Regions from separate parts of the Homo sapiens genome. Here all the other regions are linked to region 2. A link is a loop called in an ENCODE intact Hi-C map of the cell type or tissue named here. Cell type or tissue: PC-3. All regions are shown on one strand. Region 1 overlaps TOX2 (TOX high mobility group box family member 2). Region 2 has its middle 50 kb from the start of LINC01728. Region 3 overlaps LOC101927200 (a long non-coding RNA gene). Region 4 overlaps TOX2 (TOX high mobility group box family member 2).

Evidence for each region. Hi-C counts contacts between places; a loop is a spot of excess contacts. Peaks named below come from ENCODE experiments on the same cell type or tissue, not always from the same donor. Only the 100,000 strongest peaks of a DNase experiment are listed, where the experiment ranks them.
Region 1: it touches region 2 in a loop (11-fold over the local background); 8 of 110 quality-filtered maps call a loop at or near these places.
Region 3: it touches region 2 in a loop (5-fold over the local background); 32 of 110 quality-filtered maps call a loop at or near these places.
Region 4: it touches region 2 in a loop (11-fold over the local background); 2 of 110 quality-filtered maps call a loop at or near these places.

The regions. Positions count from the first base shown.
Region 1 is chr20:43,954,060-43,956,559 of GRCh38, forward strand. All of the region lies in intron 1 of TOX2 (TOX high mobility group box family member 2), which reads left to right. Among named protein-coding and RNA genes, the nearest start is that of TOX2, 40 kb to the left of the region's middle. RefSeq lists enhancers at 580-1,779, 1,391-1,440, 1,913-2,500. In PC-3, no CTCF peak of the experiment used is centred here; a DNase peak (open chromatin) is centred at 1,532; H3K27ac peaks cover 1,600 bases.
Region 2 is chr20:43,843,533-43,846,032 of GRCh38, forward strand. No RefSeq gene overlaps it. Among named protein-coding and RNA genes, the nearest start is that of LINC01728, 50 kb to the right of the region's middle. In PC-3, a CTCF peak has its summit at 1,344; DNase peaks (open chromatin) are centred at 69 and 1,489; H3K4me3 peaks cover 570 bases; H3K27ac peaks cover 2,417 bases.
Region 3 is chr20:43,750,156-43,752,655 of GRCh38, forward strand. The region is part of intron 1 of LOC101927200 (a long non-coding RNA gene); the gene reads left to right. Among named protein-coding and RNA genes, the nearest start is that of GTSF1L, 24 kb to the left of the region's middle. RefSeq lists enhancers at 1,308-1,507, 1,698-1,767, 2,268-2,347. In PC-3, a CTCF peak has its summit at 1,342; a DNase peak (open chromatin) is centred at 1,236; H3K27ac peaks cover 1,581 bases.
Region 4 is chr20:44,054,988-44,057,487 of GRCh38, forward strand. The region is part of intron 5 of TOX2 (TOX high mobility group box family member 2); the gene reads left to right. Among named protein-coding and RNA genes, the nearest start is that of JPH2, 130 kb to the right of the region's middle. RefSeq lists a silencer at 1,180-1,289. In PC-3, CTCF peaks have their summits at 1,246 (motif pointing right) and 1,446; a DNase peak (open chromatin) is centred at 1,254.

The sequences.
Region 1 (2,500 bases), 110 kb after region 2:
GCAAGAACTCTCCAAGGGCTTCCCATCTGGGATGAAATCCAAGTGCCTTATGGTGGCCCTAGGACCCCAAATCACGTCCTTGCCTCGCCCCTCTGCCTACTGTGTCCTGCCTGTTATTCCCCCTGCATGCGAGAGCTTCTACTTGTGGACCTCAGGGACTTTGCATTGCTGCTCCCTCTGCCTTAAATGCTCCCACCCACTACTTGTTGCCTGACAGCCTCCTTCTCTCTCTTCTGGGCTCCCTCAGTTTAATTGCTGCCTCTACAGAGAGACCCTGTCTCCACACTTCCTGTGTTTGCTGCACAGCACTTAGCACAATGCAACGTGTGACCACCTTTGTGTGTTTGCTTGTTTGTTGCCTGCCTCCTGCAGTGGACTCTGAGGCCTGCAGGGGCTGGGACTGTGTCTACCTTGCTTCTCGTTGTGTCCCAGCCCCCAGGAGCTGGTATGAAGGGGGCACTCAGCGAACAAACCTCTGCGGAAAGATGAAGGATGGGTCCTGTGTGCAGAGGGAGCTCTGGACCTTTGAGGGTGGCTGGAGGCTCCTGGACCTGCCTTGGAGGACAGACACCAGGCAGGGGCCAGCTGAGGAGGAGTGCCAGTGATTTCTCTGGGCACCTGGGCAGCCCCATTCCTATTGCACCTGGCCTTGACCCACTCCCTGTGCTGTCTACATTCTCTGTCACATTAAATGCTCTGCCTGCCATTTCAGCCTCTGGGAGGATCCACGAGGGTGTGGGGAGAGACGTCAGACCTGGGTTTGGATCCCAGCTCAGCCACTTAATAGCTATGAGACCTTGCACAATTCCCTTTAACTTTCCAAGCCTCAGTTTCTTCCTATGTAAAATGGGCATACAGAGGGACAGCCTTCTAGCACGTGACTCCTGGTGCTTGATTCGCTTGAAACTGCCTTATCTACAATCCAAAAAGCCCTGCGACGAGAAGTTGTTTTGTCAATATGCTGCAAACTCATTTGGCCCCCAAAATCTGACCTGAGCTGACGCGAGGCTCTTTGTAATCTTTACTCACCCCACTTGTGTGAATATTCATATGTTCCACTGCAGAAATATGAATGTGTTCCATTGCAGGTGTTGCCTGAGGCTCCACTGAAGCTATGGCATAATTTGCAGAATTTGCACTTCATTACTTTTCTGAAATTCAAACAAATTCTGAAACTGCACGAGTTCTGGCTGAGAGCTGTGGATCTGTGCATGTGAGTAGCTGCTGAAAACCCTCCTGGGTCACAGGAGGGCCCATGGGGGCCTCTGGCAGCCATCGCAGAGCCTGAAACCCGTTGTTTCCCCTTGGCTGGCTTCTGGTTTCTTGGCAGCCAGTGTCTTCTTAGCCACCTGGGGTTATGTTGGGTTTTGCTGGTTCAGGGGCAGGGGTTAAAGCTTAGGGCAGGGTGAGCCGAGGTACTCAGACATTTCTGATGTGAATTTAAAAGGAGAATTTTTTTTTAATGAATCATCAGAAGAAAGAAATCAGAAGGAAGTGTGTGACCAAGGAGAGGAAATTAGGGTTTGCAAATTGCATGAGTCACCCCCTTTCTGACTCCTGGGTGATCCCTTGCCCTTGGCACTTTTCACTCATCTCTGAGACTCTCAAGGCCGTATTCTGCATAACATGCTGGGGCTGTCATGGTTTTATTCTGGCTCCAAACCTGCTTCTCATTCTAGCCATCAGTATAAATTTCTAGTTTTGAATCACTGCCACGCTGTTTTACTTATTATTGTGTTAGCCAGTGTTTCTTCCCTGCCCAAGCCCTGCTCAGACTCCCGTTTCCCCATCTTAGTTAGCATCTACAACCCATTCTCCACCCAGAAGCCAGAGGCCAGTTTCTGAAGTGCAGCCCACATTCCGGGTTTCAGTCTCATCTCCCCAGTGTGGCCCTTGAAGCTCCCTTGTGATAAGGCCCTGCTTGCCTTTCTGTCTTATCTTGCACCGCCTTACTATTCCATGAATGGGCCCTTCCCTCCAGCTCCCAGGCTTTGGCAAATGCTGTTCCCACTGGCCTCTGCCCTCGCCTGGCTAGTTGTGTGCATGCTGCGGGTAGATCTGCTTAGAAGCCACCTCTTCCGTGAAGTCTTTTTACAAGGCCCTTGTCTAGGCCCCACGAACCTGGCTTCCCATCTACTTATCACCCACCCATATTCTGATTCCTGGTCCTGTCCCCTTCCCTAGACCATGAGCTCCGGGACAAAGACTGTGTGTCCACCAGGTGCAGTGGCTCAGGCCTGTAATCAGTCCTAGCACTTTGGGAGGCTGAGGTGGGTGGATCACCTGAGGTCAGGAGTTCGAGACCAGCCTGGCCAACATGATGAAACCCCATCTCTACTAAAGATACAAAAATTAGTTGGGCATGGTGGCGCATGCCTGTAATTCCAGCTACTCAGGAGGCTGAGGCAGGAGAATCGCTTGAACCCAGGAGGCCGAGGTTGCAGTGAGCTGAGATCATGCCACTGCACTCCAGCCTGGGTGAGAGTAAGGTTCTATCTTT
Region 2 (2,500 bases):
TCAAAGGAGGAACCAGTGGACAAAATCAACAAACATTCCTACGTTCCATCTCTCAGGGGCTGACTCAAGAGGAAACATGAATAAGCAAATGATGTGCCCCGGGGACTGCCTTGGAGGATGTGGAGCAGGGTGAGGAACTGGGAATCTTGGAGGAGGTTGCAATATTTATTGGGGTAGTCGGAGTGTGCCTTATTGAGAAGCTGACCCTTGAGCAAGATTTTAAAGGATCAAGAGAATGAGTCATGGGGGTATTGAAGGGAAGAGCATTCCAAAGAAGGGGAACAGCCAGTGCAAAGGTCCTGAGGAAGAAATGGCGCTTGCAAGCTCAAGGAATAGCAGAGTGTGGGTGAAGAGGAAGGAGTAGGAAGAGGAGAGAGATCTTAGCAGGAGATGAGGTCAGAGAGAAGACAGGGAGCGGGCAGATCATGCGGGGCCTTGTAGAACAATGCAAGGCCTGGCTTTGACCCTGGGTGAAATGATGCCATCTGATTTACCTTCAAAAAGGCTCACTTGGAGAGGGGAGGCAGGGAGGCCAGTGAGGTGGCTGCAGCCAAATTCAGGTAAGAGAGGAGAGGGTGGCTGGGACCGGGGAGAAGGGGTCAGATTTGAGTGTGTTGTGAAGACCGAGCTGCCAAGGCCTCCTGATGGGTTGGACAGGTTGACAATTGAGAAGGGGGAGTCTGCAGGTGGGGCAGGTTTGGGGAAAGATCAGGAGTCCCGCTTTGGAGCTGTGATGTGGAAAGCCCTCCTAGACATCCCAGTGGAGCTGTTGAGAGAGTCAGGTTTATGGGCTTCCAGATGGGGACAGAGGTCTAGGCTAGAGTGGCTGGCATGTGGGTAGATATGGTCACCAAGGGCTGGCCCCCAGGGCCTTGGGGAGAAGAGGAGGGATGAACAGAGGCAATGAGAAGGAGTAGTTGCAGGGTTGGAGGAGAACTAGGAGAGCTGAGCTGTGCCGGGTCAGGTAAGATGAGGACTGAGCATCGCCCAGGAGACTTAGCGATGTGGAGGTCATCAGGGGCCATGTGGGTGAGGCCTGGCAGGAGATCCTGTGTCTGAGCAATCTATACCTTTTATCCATGTGGCAGGCTGAATAGCAGCCCCCATGAGGTGCCAGGCACTAATCCCTGCAGCCCCTAAATATTGATATTAGCTTATGTGGCAAAATGGTCTTTGTGGCTGTGATAAGGATTTTGAGATAGGAAAATTATCTGCTAATTTATGGGCCCTACATACAATCCTTATAAGAGAGAGGCAGAGGGAGATTTGACACAGACAGACAGATGGCAATGTGACACCGAGGTAGAAATTGGAGTCATGCTGCTATAAGTTAAAAAGTGGCACAGCCACCAGAAGCTGGAGGAGGCAAGGAATGGATTCTGGCCTGGAGCCTCCAGAGGGAGCACAGTGCCCTTGACTCTTTAATTTCAGCCTAGTGATAATGACTTCAGACTTCTGGCCTCCAGAGCTGCGAGAGAATAAATTTCTGTGGCTTTAAGCCATCATGTTTATGGTAATGTGTCATAGCAGCTACAGGAAACAAACACGCCCCTTCTGGCATCAGGTCCCCTACTTCCCACCCTCCTTAGTCATCCTCTGTCCCTCATCCAACAATTGTCACAGCCTCATCACCAGGCTCCTGCTCCAGGCTGCCCCAGCACCTGCCCTCCCCACACAGAACCTGATGGGGTAACTTCGATTCCTAATACCCTCTGCATGGAGCCCACATTCATTAGCCTGAAGCCCAGTGCTTTTCCTGATAAAGCCCTAACAGTCTCCACACTCATTTCTCACCACTGGCTCCCACCACTTATGCTCCATAACCTCCATGCAATTTTCCTTTGCTACATGTTCTCTTAAGCTTCTGAGCCATTGTACTTGCTGTTCCCTCTGCCTGGAACACCCTTCCCTATCCCAGAAATAGGCATGGTTTGTTTCCTCATCGAATTTAGGTCTTTACCCAAAGAGCTTTTCTGATGACCATTTTAAAAGTGCAACTCCCTTTTCAGCCCCACATTCCTGATTCTCTTCCCCTACCTTGTTTTTCTCCGTGGTGCTTATCACTCACTATATATGTATTTAACTAATTTGTTTGTTGTCTTGTGCCTCCAATTAGAATTAAATTCCACAGGGGCAGGGAATGTAGTCTGTTTTGTTTACACTTGTATCTCCACCACCAAGGAATATGTCTGACATGTAATAAGAACTCAATAGATATACGCCGAATGAATGAGTGGGTGTATGAATGAATGAGCAAAAGAGACAAAAAACAAAACAAAACAAAACAAAACAAAAAACTAACCAGGTGTGGTGGCACATGCCTGTGGTCCCAGCTACTCAGGAAGCTGAGGTGGGAGGATTGCTTGAGCCCAGGAGGCGGAGGTTGCAGTGAGTTGAGATCATGCCACTGCACTCCAGCCTGGGTGACAGAGTGAGACTCTGTCTCAAAAAAAAAAAAAAAAAAAAAAGAGACTCAGAAGGAGAGGTCAGTGATATAGGA
Region 3 (2,500 bases), 93 kb before region 2:
AGGTGTGTGGCGTGGGAGCTAGGGGGTTTGGACAGTGGGGTGCTGGTCAGGGGAGTTTTGAGAACACTGCTCCAGGGAGGTGGGCACTGTCTCCCAGGGTCAGAGTTTGGGGGTGATGTGTGTGTGTGTGCGGAGGATTATCACACACACCGAGAGGGATTGCCGGTCGGAAGCCTGGGCTTGCATTTGGGCCCACCTCTTACTTGGATGGGTGGCAAATTCTTCGTTAAGCATTTTGCATCTACGCACCCTCCATTTGACCACCCATCCATCCATCATCCATAAATATATGATAACTAAACCCTTACCATGTGTCCCTTCTGTGTGTGGAGATATAGTGGTGAGCAACACAGACAGCGTCCCTGCCCTCCTAGAATTCATGCCTGTGTGGAGGAGCCAGATAGCAGCAAATAATCCCTCAAATATAAAATTACATGTTAGGCTGAGCGCAGTGGCTCACACTTGTAATTGCAACACTTTGGGAGGCCAAGGTGGGAGGGTTGCTTGAGGCCAGGAGTTCAAGACCAGCCTGGGCGATATAGCAAGACCCCATCTTTACAAAAAATTTAAAATAAAATTACAATTTATAGGAGCTGCCTTGAAGGAGGAGGGATTCATAGGGTGCTGTGTGGATGAAAAGAGCTCTAGGAACCTGAGGATGTGAAGGATTCTTCCCTTAGGAAATTATGCTTGAATTGAGATCTGAGGGTGAGAAGGAGTGAACCAGGTGGAGTCAGAGGGAAGAGTGTTTCAGACAGAGGAAACTCATGTGCAAAGGCCCTGAGGTGGAAATGAGCTCACTGCCTTGGCAGAAGAGTGTGGTTGGAGCAGGAAGGAAGAGAGGGACTGGCTAGACCTGGGGTGTGGGCAGTAGACAAGGACCAGTACCCTCAGGTTCTCAAATTTCCCATCTTCAAATGGGGCAACAAGAGAACCATCTATCTTGCAAAGAGGATAACATGTAATGATGAGCCCAAAGCATCTAATGTAGTGCCTGGTACACAGTTGGTGTCAATATTGGGGGTGGGGGTGGATCTGGGCAGAGGGTACAGCCTGGTTAGAGAGCTGTGGGGAAGCACTGGGCAACTGCGGGGACCAGAGCTGTCTTGGCCACCTGCAGGGACCAGCTGAGAAGTGTGTTTAACCACAGTGAACATTACCGTTGGCATCGCTGTCTTGTTGAAAACAAAGTGAAATTGGAGAACATACTGTTGTCTTGAACTAGGCCAAGATGACTAATTATTAGACTCACTTTTGAAAGGTTACCATATACAGACATGCGCTGAGGTGGAGAGAGGAGAGTTTGGAAATCTGATTCATTCTGAAACCCCAATAGATGGAACTCTTGCTCAGTTTCTGAGCATAATGACTGTGAACATTCGGTTTAACGCAGCTGTCACCACAGGCAAGGTGCAAAACAAAATGTTTCGTACCAGCTCCTTGGAGTGTCATGGGGCAGCTCATGGCAGCCCTGGGGAGATCTCTGCTAGATGGTGAAGGGTGTGCAACGTGGGTGCTGGTGTTGGGGAATTGAGGGGACGCCAGACCTCAAATCTGGGATCTGAGTCTGAGGGATGGCTTTGCCACAAGTGGACCATGTGGCTTAGGTTAACTTCCTCCTTTCTTTGGGCCTTAGTTTCCTCATCTGGAAAATGAAGGGCTAGACCAGATGCTCTCCAAGAACTTCTCTAGTTTTGTTGTTCTATGGCCTTTGCTGGTGGTGTGACTTTGGATGTTACCTTCAGCTCCTGGGTTTTAGTTTCCTTTTGAGCATTTTAGAGTTCCCCAAGAGTGTTGGTTTATTTCACTCCCCATTTGCTGCCCCCACCAATGAAGTCTAGCGACTCGAAATCTCCTTCTCCAGACTCCACTGAGAACAAACCACCCTAGTTCCTTGCCCTGTGGGTCAGTGGTTTAATCTGGGGATGCGTGAGTCCCTTGGTCCTGTCTGGAGATGCATAAATCCACTGTGGCCCGATGTGGGGATTCCAAGTCCTTGAGGTCTAATCTGGGGATGCATGTGGTCCAGTACTCACAGACCCAAGGGGGCCTGAAGGCACCTGGACCCTTCAGGAAGTCCTGTCTCTGGGACTTACAAGGGAACATTCGTGAAGCTGGTATCAGGGCTGAACGTGGATTGGGGCTTTCTGAGGGCCAAGTGCAGGCACTCATTTCCTTCTCACATTATTCCCACCTCTGAGGGGCAGAGGGTCTAAGTAATTTTCCCAAGGCCACACAGGGAGCAAGGGGCAGAGGTGGCATGTGTGCCCAAGCCTGTTTGATTCAAACTGTCGTTAACTTTGGAAACTGACCCCACCATCTCATTTATTTCTCACAACAAATACATCCATTAACAGGTATCAAGGCTTAGAGGCTTCATAGCAAAACAGAGTGGAGACCTGGTAGGTAAGCAGGCAGCTTCCAGATTTCTCCACCCAGCCCCCACTTCCTGGCCAGGAACTGGAGGCAGGGAAGTTCCATTGCCCATATAGCTGCATGA
Region 4 (2,500 bases), 210 kb after region 2:
CTGAGCCTCGGTTTTCATGTCTATTAAAACAGGGGTGCTGGCTACTCCTTCTCTGAGCTCACATCTGGGCTGGGCTTTCCCCCCGGTATGTCACTGAATCCTTACAACACCCTGTGGAGTAGCCATTGCTTTCCTGTTTGGTAGAGACACCAAGAGGTAAAGTGACTCACCCAGGGTCACCAGCGTGAATCAAGGTAGAGTCAGGATTTGAACTCACATCTGTAGAAGCAGGAGGCTCAACTGGGCTGTTGGCATGAGAGACATGAATCAAATAAGCAGATGAGTAAATGTAAAATTACAATTGTGATTGTGCCGTGTACCAGGAGGGTACATAGTTCATGAGAGTGGAAAGAGCAGGGACGGACATTGTCCCAGGGGTCAGGTCACCAGGTGAGACCTGAAGTGTGAGTTCTCTTTGGAGGAGGGGAAGTGTTCCAGACAGGGAGGCCTGGTAAGGAAGGAGGCTGGAAAAGCACAGGGGACTGAAAGGAGACCAGGATGGCCAGAGAGGAGACAATAAGAGTACCCATGGCAGAGACGGAGCTGGAAAGGAGGGCAGGGGCCAGACCACGCTGGGCTTTGCAGACCTTGGAAGTAGTCAGGCCCTGTTCTAAGAGGAGAGAAAACCAGTGAAGAGTTTTATGTAGAGGAGAGACTGGAACGGCAGCATAAGGCAGGTAAGAGTGGATGTGGAGGGTGCACAGTGATCCAGGTGGGGGAAGGTAGGGTCTGGAGCATCTTCCAGAATGGTTTAGGGTAGGGGACACAGAGCATGTCCTGGGAGCCTCCTTGCATCTGGCTTCCATTCTGAGTAAATGGAGATGCCAGTCACTGGATGGGAAATATGGGGAAAGTAGCAGGCTTGGGGCAGAGAGATGAATTACTGACTTATTTGAAACATCATCTTTACCGTATTCTAAAATTTTAGGTAATTTTGGAATATGTTATAATGCAGAGAGTTTATTTGGGAGATGATCCCCACCTCTGGTAGGGGAGTGGGGAAATGAGACAGGGAAAGGAGGGCAGCCAGGAAAGGGCACATTGTCCCAGGAGAATCCACCATGGGCAACTGGAGCACAATCCCGCTGGGAACTCAGGAGCCTGCTTAGAACGTGCCAGGCCTCAGGGTCATCCTGTCTGAGGGGCAAGGGTGCTGGGGTGGACACCAGCATTCCTTCAGAGCTGCTCCAGGGGACATTACTTCTGCAGCACCCCTGGCCTGCTACACATGCCAGGCTCCTGCCACCAGAGGGACCCTCAGGCAAAGGAATATAGCCGGTGGCAGCTGGAAGTAGAGCATGTTTGTAGGACAGGGGTAAGGACTGGGGGATATTGGCAGGGCACTGTGGCTTTTGCTATAGGGACGTCTGTCATTTTCACTTGTGTGTTTCGTTGGCAACCAATTCCCTTTCAAAAGACTTCAGGTTGTTTTTGTTTGGTGGGGGGATTTCCTTGCCGTTTTATACAGTCTGGGGAGACAGTGGTCTCAAGTCCTATGTCCCCGGGCACTCCCTCCACCGATGCTTTCTCTGACCTCATTCAGCGCAGCCCAGAGGCAAGCAAAGGTGGTTGAGAGTCCCAGCCCCTGTGTCGGTTTCATTTCTGCTTACCTGTCTGACGTTTTATTTCTAACCCAAGAACTTGGCATATATTTATTTCCATCCGATAATGGGCATTTCTCTCCTTTTACTTAATGCGTTCTTTTACTTAATGCGTTATAAATGGCTTGTTTCTCCCCATTTTCCTAGCAAATTGTTGAGTATAAAAAGTTAGGAATTTAATTTGTAACTGCCAAGCTTACTATTTATTTTATCATTTCTGATCATTTTTAATTCCTGAGTCTTCTAGGTTTAAAAAAAGTGTCTATAATTATACACATATTTATACATATGTATCTTTTACAAATGATAATTTTGTCTCCTTTGTTATTTGTTTTTTAAGAGACAGGGTGTCACTCTGTCACCCAGGCTAGAGGTCAGTGGCATGATCATAGCTCACTGCAGCCTTGAACTCCTGGGCTCAAGCAATTTTCCCAGCTCAGCTTCCCAAGTAGCTGGACTACAGGCGTGCCATGCATCACCATGCCCCACAAAATTTTTTCTTTTTTTTGGTATTTTGTAGAGACAGGGTCTTGCTGTGTTGCTCAGGCTGACAAACTCTTAGCCTCAAATGATCATCCCACCTTGGCCTCCCAAAGTGCTGGGATTAGAGGCATGAGCCACTATATCCAGCCATATCTCCTTATTTTGTCTCCTCACTTCTCAGATTTCTAATTCTGTTTTCTTTTCCCAGTTATGTTGACTAGGACTTCTAAAAAAGAGATGTTCAGCAATGGCGGGGATAGTGGTCTTCTTACTTTGCATTACCTCTCATGTTTCACTATTAAGCATAAGGCTGGATGTTAGCTTGTGTCAGTTTTTGAAATCACATTTAGAAATGTGACTTATATTCCTATTTTACTATTAATACACTAATAACCAAGAGAGGTAGTGAGAAAATA